2 separate regions of the Mus musculus genome follow, and region 1 is linked to region 2. A link is a loop called in an ENCODE intact Hi-C map of the cell type or tissue named here. Cell type or tissue: left cerebral cortex. All regions are shown on one strand.

What was found. Hi-C counts contacts between places; a loop is a spot of excess contacts. Peaks named below come from ENCODE experiments on the same cell type or tissue, not always from the same donor. Only the 100,000 strongest peaks of a DNase experiment are listed, where the experiment ranks them.
Region 1: it touches region 2 in a loop (4-fold over the local background); 2 of 42 quality-filtered maps call a loop at or near these places.

What each region holds. Positions count from the first base shown.
Region 1 is chr6:140,358,535-140,363,534 of GRCm38, reverse strand. No RefSeq gene overlaps it. Among named protein-coding and RNA genes, the nearest start is that of Plekha5, 63 kb to the left of the region's middle. In left cerebral cortex, no CTCF peak of the experiment used is centred here; DNase peaks (open chromatin) are centred at 2,353 and 3,633; H3K27ac peaks cover 863 bases.
Region 2 is chr6:140,421,957-140,426,956 of GRCm38, reverse strand. Plekha5 (pleckstrin homology domain containing, family A member 5) reads right to left here and starts at 2,858. Exons shown (of 31, transcript NM_144920.3): 1 at 2,701-2,858; 2 at 2,501-2,580; 3 at 402-459. The coding sequence starts at 2,792. In left cerebral cortex, CTCF peaks have their summits at 1,930 and 2,514; DNase peaks (open chromatin) are centred at 2,158, 2,819, 3,113, 3,755 and 2 more places; H3K4me3 peaks cover 3,206 bases; H3K27ac peaks cover 2,227 bases.

The sequences.
Region 1 (5,000 bases), 63 kb after region 2:
CATCTCTCCAGCCCCACAGAGGTCTTTAAAACACTTCTTATTTGCATTGGAGCCTGTGAGCTCTCTAAGTTCTCTCAGTGTGTTTGTAAGCCCATCACCCCACTGGTTTTTGCTGCTTCTTCTTTATCTGCAAATGCTCCCCCCTAGTTCTCATGCCGGAATTCTTGGATTTTTTTTTCCTTCAGTTTTCAATAATCATTATGTATGTATAACTTCTCAGTTACCCAGTTAATATCTTTTTTGGGGGTGGGAAAGGGACAGAACCTTATGTGTCTAAGCTAGCCTCAAACTTGCTATGTAGCCAAGGCTGACATTGAACTTAATGATTTTCATACCTCCACCTTCAGAGAGCTGCCACCATTACAGTCATGTACCACCACAGGCACACACACAGTTCACGTGGTGCTGAGAACTGGACCCAGGGCTTCAGCCATGCTAAAGAAACCTACTAGCTGAACTACATCCCTGGAGCCTGATTAGTAGACTGACCTTGGCTTTTATTTCTTGGTAACATGAACTTTAATTTAGGCAGTTTAGCCTTAGATTTCCATTCATTTCTCTGTTTTTTTCTTTATTCTCTCTCTCTCTCTCTCTCTCTCTCTCTCACACACACACACACACACACACACACACACACACACACACACACACACTCATTGTATTCTGTCCCTGGTGTGGTAAAATACTATAACACAGAATTTACTGCTTTCAAGTTTGCTCCTGTGATATAGGAAAAAAATGAAATGCAAAGATACGAATCAAAAGTAATTTCTTAATAAAATCTGAGACCTGTGGTACAAGTTTTCAGAAGGCTGATAGCGAGTACTAACAAGTAGGGTCTTATCATGCTGTGCCTTGTGTTCCTGGGGTGTCCTCTCTCACCCTTGGGGCTCTGTCTGTCCTTTAGGATCCCCGGGACTTTCATGACTCAGCTGCCTGTCAGCAGAAGATTAACAGGAGTCACTACAGCAGGTCTGTGTGTCCCATCCTGTCACTCCACTGCCTTTTCTCTGATCCTTTGTACAGCTCTCGTTCTAATTCAGAGACATTTTAGAATTTTAAAGTTTTACACTACGCCAAATTTAAAACTGTGCTTTTATCTATTAATATCTCCCCCAACTCTGTCATAAAGTGGAGGGATGGTGTTTTATGTGACAAGCTACCTGTACTGGGTAGTTTTATGTCAACTTGACACACAAGCTAGAGCCACCAGAGGGGAGGAAGCCTCGGTTGAGAAAATGCCTCTGTAAGATTGGGCTGGAGGCTAACTGTGCCTTATTTTATTAGTTAGTGACTGGTGTGGGAGGGCTCATTCCATCATAGGTGGAGCCACCCCTGGGCTGCTGGTCTTAGGTTCTATAAAAAAGCAGACTGAGCAAGCCATAATGAGCAAGCCAGTAAGCAGCTCTTCCTCCAGGGCTTCTGTGTCAGCTCCTGTCTTTGGGTTACTGCTCTGTTTGAATTTTGTCCTGGCTTCTGTCAGGGATGGGTTGTGATGTGGAAGTGGAAGCCAAGCAAACTCTTTTCTCCCCAACTTGCTTTGGTCATGGTGTTCATCACTGTAATAGGAACCTTGACTAAGATACTACCCCTTATCTTCTTAAAAGACTGGTTCCCGTTTTCACAAAACATGTGGAATTATTTATTTTACGTGACTTCTTTAAAGATGTGTTTATATTTATACCTGTGTGTGTGTGTATGGCTAGGTGTAGGCTATGTGTACAAGGGCCTGAGGAAGTCAGAAGGGGGCATCTGATTCCCCCAGAGCTGAGTTACAGGCTGCCTGTGACCCACTGTGTACCTCCAGAGGACCCAGTTCAGTTCTCAGTACCTTTACAGAGTGGTTACTGAGAACGGAACCTGGGTCCTCTGGAAGAACAGCAAGCATTATTAACCACTGAGCTGTCTCTCCAGACCTTACTGGAATTATTTAAAAGAGAAAGTAGCTAAAAATATGTTTCTTAGCCAAGTGTGTGGCCTATTTTCCCACGCTGCCATGTAACATTGTCAGGGTTTCTTCTCACGTGTAGTTTTACTGAAATTGGAATAGCTGCAAATTATCTTTTAGACAAGTTGCCTTCGTGAACAGGTTTGCAACTGGCATCAGTAGAAACTGATCACTGCTGCCTTGCATTGAAGACTGACCGTTGGCAGGGCTGGAAGTGGGGATGGTGTTTCTGAACGTAGGGACCATGGGCTGAGAGGCCCAAGGGGGAAGGCTGGGAAGCAATGGAGGATTTAGTGGGCCCAAGAATGAGGAGACATGGCAACCATCCCTCGACCAAAAATACTTAGTGCACCTCTTGTCTCAGTTGCCATGGAAACCATCTCCACAAGTTCTCTTGATCTTGCGTCACTCACTGGGTATTCATAGTCCCTGGAGAAAGAACCTGGTTGGGTGAATTTAAGTCATGCCTCTGACTCAGGCCTAACAGAAAAAGCAGATAGAGCAGAGACACCTCTATTCCTCAAGGCAAGTGTGCTTTTACCATGAGTGTGTACAGTGAGGAAATCAGTGGGCAGTGAGCTACTGAAGCCACGATTAAGATCCACATCCACTAAGGGACTGGTGGCCTGGGTTGAGTTGCTTCTTTGTTAAAATAGCACAGTGTAGTAGAATCTAAGGGGAATGTCACAAACACATGCATGCACCCATCAAATGATGCTCATTGGGTACTTATGGAGAGAATAATCTAAATAATATGCTAACCAATAAGAATTTACAATAAGATATACAACAAAGAGGGTGTAAGAGATTATCTTTGTTTTCTCATTGTCTTTACATTATATGTCTCTCTATATATAGATATCTATATCTATCTATCACAAATCTATTCACCTATCAATCTATCATCTATCACCTACCTATTCATCTATCATCTATCACTGATCTACTCATCTATTTATCACCTATCTATTCATCTATCTATCTATCTATCTATCTATCTATCTATCTATCTTTTAGCTATTAATTTGCTTTTGAGATGTAGAAAAGGAGAAAGAAGAGAAGAGAAACAGACAAGAGGACCTGAATAGGGAGTAAACTAGGGGGTGACATCTGTGAGCGTGGGACATTGTGGGACCCCTGCTAACTGCATCGCAAATCTTTTGGGGGACCCCCCCTTCTGCTTTCTCAATGTTTAATACCCCCCCACCCCAGCCTCCTCTCCATCACACAGAATTTTCTGCACACTGGATCAAACATTCAGATAGGTGAAAAGGCCCCATATTTTAATTATTCTCTCTTAAGCGATCTCTCTCCCTACCAAGTCCATTCTTTGCATTCTACTCACGGGTCTCAGTACTAATAATGATTCTTTTGTTTTTCAGGAGGGAATGTCAAAATTAAGAGAACTGTAAAAGCCATTCACCATCCATTAGTTTTATAATTAGCCCGGGATGGGCTGAGGGCACGATCAAGCCTCTGTATTCCTGACAACTTTTCTGTGGATTCTTATTGTTTTTGCAGATGACAAGGTAGATTTGGTTGCCTCTTGTCTCATCTGACAAGCTGACTATTGTCAGGCAGATGTCTTCATTAAGTCTGTGTAGGAAGACAAGAGAATCAGAGGGAAGAAGCAAGCTGCTTCCTTCTGGAACTCTGCATAGGAATCATAGATCTTGTGGGATGATCTATGAGTAAGAGTAGCTTGTTCGGTGTTGTGTGTGGTGGTAATTGTTTTGGGATTAAAAACACCTGTGCCGAACATCTGCTGGGTCCTGGCACCTCATTTTGTCATCTTAGAATATGTAACATTATGCCCCACTTCAGAAAGCAGTAACAATTGAGGTATTTAGGTCATAACGTTTAGCAGAGAGGAGTATGGGAATTACGTGAGATTAATCAAAGATGGCGGAGACCGAAAGTGGAGCAAGAGGAATGGCCTCAGCTGCGCGGATGTTTCCTGGCGAAGTTCCTCCTGTCGGCAGCATCCACCTAAAGTCAATTTTGTCCGTTTCCGGTAGATGTGATGAACGAGAATTGAGGCCTTTGGACATTTAATATTCCTCCTTCTCTACTCCCAGCTGAAGGATCAAAATCGCCTCTTCTGTCTCACGGCTTAAAGTTGGCTCCTTTCATGTCTCTAAAAGCTTGTCAAGCGCCTCTTCTTGGGATTTAGCCTCCTTTTTGATTCTTTGGTGCTTTTCAAGTTACCTCATATTCTCGCACAGGTCATATTCTAATTTATCGTTAAGTAGCAAAGCTCTTGAGTTCCCGGGGCAGCGACTAATCAGGCTTGAGAAAGTGGAGCCCAGGATGAGCTGTGGGGCATCAGAAGCGACCAACAGAGCAGGTGCTGGCGACCAAACCGGTGGCAGCTGTTTGTCAAACTCCCAGTATATCAATTGATATAAACATTCAGATAATTACATTTAGTTGCTTGCTTGCTTATTATTTATTTTTTCCACTTATCTTCTTCCAACTCACTGTGTAGACAAGGGTGACCTTGACCTGATCCTCCTGCCTTCCCTCTACCTTACAAGGTTTGCATCACCTTGTGTGACAAGATTCAGGGTTTATTTTTTTGGTGCTGAGGGTCAAACCCAGGGTCTCACACATGCTAGAAAAAAAAAAAGTTCTACTACTGAGCTGTATTGACAGCCTTTCCTTTTAAAAATAATTGCTTGTATCATGTGTATGCATGTGTGTCTCTGTGTGTGTGAGCATTTGCACGGGAGTGCAGGTAGCTGGGTCGTCAAAAGGCATCCGATCCTTTGCGGTTAGAGTTACAGGTGGTGATGAGCTACACCTCCTGTGGATGCTGGGAGCTAAACTTCGGTCCTGTGCATGAACAGAATGCTCGTTTATAACCTGTGAGGCATCTCTCCAGCTTCAGCTCTCACATTTGGATGACAAGCTTCAGATGAAGAAATGATGCCCCAAAGCCTGATGAAATGCAGAGGATCATTATAAGAACAACAGCTACAAACTGTGACCAAAGGAGCTTTGACATAGTTACAAGAACAGTACCTAGTAAGTATGTACACTATTACAAAAT
Region 2 (5,000 bases):
CACTCTGAAGGAGGAATAGTCACATAGTACTGATATTTTGTGTGTGTGTATACAGGAGTTCTCTTACCACAGATAATCAAAAGACAAAACTTGTAAGTACTGCAGAGCTAAAGTCAGAAGACTTTACAATATCCCACCAAAGAAACATACTGAAACATCAAGCAAACTAATATGGCGAAAAGTGACCTAATTTGCAATGTGTGGATCCATGAATACCCAGGCAAATAACAAGATAATGAATGAGGCTACCCTCTCCCTCAAAATTTCATAACCATATAAAGGATACAATTAACACTGTACAACACACTTTAAGATAGAATTGTGTATAGACTCAGAAGTATCCAACTTCAGGTTCATTACAACATTTGAATTACCAAGGGAAGCAATCAAAATTCACTCACTTTATATAGTATCTTGCACCTTCGAACGTATATGCTTCTTCCCAGCCAGTGGGCAAATCTAAAAAACATATGTTACAATTAGTATTACTTCAGTGAGACTGCAAAATAAGCTTAAACCCATCTTATCTGTCTTCACCATGTTCATTTAAGTATGTGTCGATCCAAAGTCTTGGCTGGCAAGATCATTAGTCAATCAATATAACATTATTTGGAATTTGGAAGATGACAATTCAAATTTAAAGCCACCAGGAAAGTTCCAGCAATATTTGAGATGACCTAACATAATTATTCCCTTTAACAGTGGTCAGGGTGGGAAAGGATCAGCTGTGATATCCCAAAGGCAAAGTCTTCGAGCCCTGGTAAAACACCCATCACTGACTGCACAAACCCCAAATGGGCAGCATTTTGCCTTTTTAGGTATATCTTGTTTATTCAAAACCCTATTTTTCAATTCGAATCCATTTAGGTTTCTTCTACCATGAAAGGAACGCAAGCCTTCAATTAGTGGAAAACTGACTGAATCCTTACACACGAGTTTCAACACACTTGACCTGAAGAGAGGTGGGGTTTCAAGTGAGCGACTGCATCTTTATGTGCCACTTATGTGCCACAGGCCACTTATGTGCCACTTATGATGACAAGAGCTTTGGATTTAATCACAGCATCTCCAGAATGAAAAGGCACACATGTGTGCACAGAACGGGAGCCCAAGCAAAGTAAATCAAACAAGAATAAATAAATAGATAAATGCGAAATCACATCATAGAATAAAATATTTCCGGCATGTGACTGCTATTTTTTAATCTGTGAGGGTAATTCGAAGACATTCGTGTCATACGTAATCAAAATAGGCCTGAGATAATGCCATAAAACATTTGGGCTAAATTCTTTTAACCCTATATTGTCTTCCATGAAATAAACGTGCCCATATCCACAAGGGTAACGAGGCTATCAAAGTTGCAAATGCGTACAGTAAACAGGCTGAAGCTAAAGAGTGCAGAGAGTTAGGAAACATGACGGTTTATTAGTCAGAAATGCCCTAAAAATGTAACCTCATCATGCCTGCTACAGCAGCCTTCCCTTTCCTCCTCCACACTTGTGCAAATTTGGACACATTATTAGTCACTTCACTGAACTCCAGCGTTTAGCAGAAAAGGCAGGTTTGTTCACCCTTCTGGCAACTTTAATAGGAGATCCTCAGAACCTCGGAGCTGGCGAGAAAAGTACCCAGAGGGAGAGACAGAACTGGGCCTCACCTTCGACCCAACTGTTCTCAAGCCTTTGCAGTCACCCGGAATAGAGGCGGGCCAGTATGAGAACTCACGTTACGTTTCAGGCAAACAAGTTGGGTGAATGTAAACAAAGAATGACAAAAGAAAGCCAGACCAGCACTGAAACCACCACAAGCCCTCCTCCAGCTCAACTCATGCTAAACATTCAAGAAAGCTATCAAAGCAACCCGAGATGCATTTCCTCGTGGAACTGGGGCCCGAAGGCCCCCCACGCGGGACCGCCCTGGCTCGCCCACCGCCTGCTGGTGGTACGTGGAGCTTGGCTGCGGCTACCGGGGACTTTTGAGCCGGGATCACTGGCTGCGGCGCCCGCTCCAGCGTCCTAACTCCAGCGGCTACTCGGGTAGCAGGAGGGGACTCACCGGTGTTTGGATCACATGGTGGGGGGGCACCGCAGCACCCCTAACTCTTCCATCAGTCACCTACCCACAGTCCCACTTAGGAGAAGTAGGAGGTGGTGGAGGAGGAAGCTGCTTGGCAGAAAGCAGTTCTCTGGGGAGCAGGGCGAGGATGCGGGACCGTCTCACCGCAGGGGTGCTGGGATGCGGGGAGCAAAGGGGAGCGGGTGAGGACTTCCTAAAGGGTGCTGGAGGCGGAGACGGGGGCGATCCGGGGTAGAGGGGCGTCGCCCATCCTCGGGGGGCGTCCGGGAAAGGATGGGGACCAGGGCGCCAGGAAGAGGGCGCCGTCTCCAAGCGCTGATGAAAAGGCGGAGAAGAATAGGCGCCCCGGGACTCAGTCGCGCGGAGCCCGGAGCCCCTCCAACCCCGCCAGGTGGCCCGGAGCCGCAGCCCCGGCCGGCCCTACCTGTGCTCTGCCGCCGGTGCCCGGTGACCACGGCCTCGCCGGTGACCGGGTGTAGCCAGGTGGTGCTCTTGGCCTCCTCGCTGCAGGGAAGAGAAGGGACAGGCGCTGAGCGGCGCGAGGGGCGACCCACGGGGGCCCCCGGCCCGCTCGCTCCCACCGCTCCCCCCAGCCGCCCGGCGGCGCCTCCCCCGCCCGCTCACTTGATGAAGAAGACGCGGCCGCCCCTAGTGATCCCGTACGTCCAGGAGCGCGGCAGCGAGCAGATCCACTCCAGGTTCAGGTCGGCCGCCATGTCTGCTCCCCGGCCGCCGCCGCCGCCGCCTTGTGCTGCCGCCGCCGCTGAGGAAGGAGGGCGCGAGCGAGCGAGCGAGCGAGCGAGCGAAAGGAGCGCAGGGCGCGCGGCCCGGCCCGAGCGCGCCCCCGCGGCCGCCCTACCCCCTCGGGCGGCGCCCTCCCCGCCGCCCCGGCTGAGTCCGGCCTGCGTCGCCGCCCCTCGGCATCCTCCGCGGCCGGCCGCCGGCCCGCGCTGCGCTCGCTCGCTCGCTCGCTCGGAGGCTGGGCGAAGCGGCGCCGCGCCCCCGCCAAAGCCCTCCCCCGTGCCCCGCCCGCGCCGCGCGAAGGTTCCGGGGTCGGGTCCCGCCGGCGCCCGCCCGGAGGGCTGGGCTCCGAACCTGTGAGGTTTTGAATCAGCTACTGCCTGCCTAGCCCGGGGCTTCTCTGGGAGACGCCGGGCGTTGAAATGGAAAACTGCTTTTGGGAAAGGCTTTTCTGGTGTGTGGCGTGCCAAATAAAGGAGGGTCCGCGAGTGAGCTCGGACCACTGAAATGGGACTGATTCAGACTTAAGGTCTTTTTGTTACTGGTGGTTTTTTTTTTTTCCTTTCTAAGCTTCTGAGCCATATAATAGTTTAGAAAATAAAAACTTGCCTTTTCCTTTCTTAAAAAAGATGCACTTGATTATCAACGTGAATTTCTAGGCTCCCAATCTCTCTCATTTATTACAAGGGCAACTTAACTTTACGGAGTCCTTGGGGTGGTGGACATTTAAATCCCTTCGAACTATGATTGTCTCCGTTTCACTGAGAGGGGCAAAGAAACGTAAAGGAACAAAGGTGATTGTGCCCAGGGTTATGGTGAAAAATGGCAAAGTCTGAATTCAAATCGCCTATAGATTTCCAAGAGTCTACTCGAATGAATACGTTGCTGTATAGTATTTTTAATGCCTTGGCACCCCCGGCCCCCTTGTCCTTTGAACAAAGGAAGGGTTCACTGCTAGTAAGACCTCCCTTGCACCAGTAAAGAGCGCTATGCTTGCTCCTTACTGCCCCTGGTCCTTCATCATCACTCTTGGAATTGTCTCCATGGCTTTGCAGCAAATGACTCATCCCAGAGGAAACACAGTTCAATAATAACAGTACAACTTGGCATTCTCGAAGCACCTTTTTTTTTTTTTTCCCTGACCAGTTTGGATGCTTCTGAGGCATTCTCTCATTCATCTTCCCAAGTAACTGAAATAAGTAAATGATGCTTTTCAACCTTTAAGGAAACCAAGGCACAGGGAGGGTGAATGCCCTTGGCCAAAGCTCCTGATGAGCGTGCATTTTCATTGGCTTTTCCTCCTATCTCCTGATTCCCCAAGGCCATACGTCTCTGGTGAAACGGAGACTGCAATTACTGCTATAATTTTCCTGTCCATCTGCATATACAGGAGGAAAAAAAAATACCATCGCTGTAATGTTTTCTCTTTTGGGTTCGTTTGTATTCTGCTCCCTCATTTCAGTCCTTATTACTTTTTGACATCTTATCTCCTACCCAGTCTCTGGAAAATATGACTTTTTTTTTTTTTTAATCAATGAATAGCTGGCAGGAAATGTCCCACATTAGCATCAGTGGTCACTGGCACAGCACAGCAAGTATAAGAAGAGCTGTTGACTCTCTGTTATCATTACAAACTTAAAAGTCTCCCAAATGCCACAATAGCTTATGAATCTAGTGCTTGGTAGTCCTGCTGAGGGATTTGGATGTTTGCATACCACCGAGAAGTCTATACGTTGACTGTGTGCTGTGCTCGGCTTCTATTTAGCTCTGGATCTTTGGATACTACAAGATGTGTTCACAGAAAGCACATCTCAAAAGTCAATATAGATTAACTTATGTATCTTTCAAAATCGCAACCAAAGGCTATGGATGTAGTTCAACTGTAGAGTGCACATTCTATGCTTGGGGTTTGGGGAGGTAGAAAGAGAGACAGAGACAAGAGAGAGAGAGAGAAGGAAGAAAAGAAAAACATTTGCAGTACTCAAATAGTAATCTAGAATCTTTTCGTTTGTTTCGTTGTTTCGTTTTGTTTTGTTTGTTTGTTTGTTGAGACAGGATCTCACTGTATAGCCCAGGCTGTCCTGGAACTTGCTCTGTTGACCAGGCTAGCCTCTAAATCGGAGATTTGCCTGCTTCTGCCTCCAGAATGCTGGATCTAACGGTGTGCACCACTGCTCCCTGTG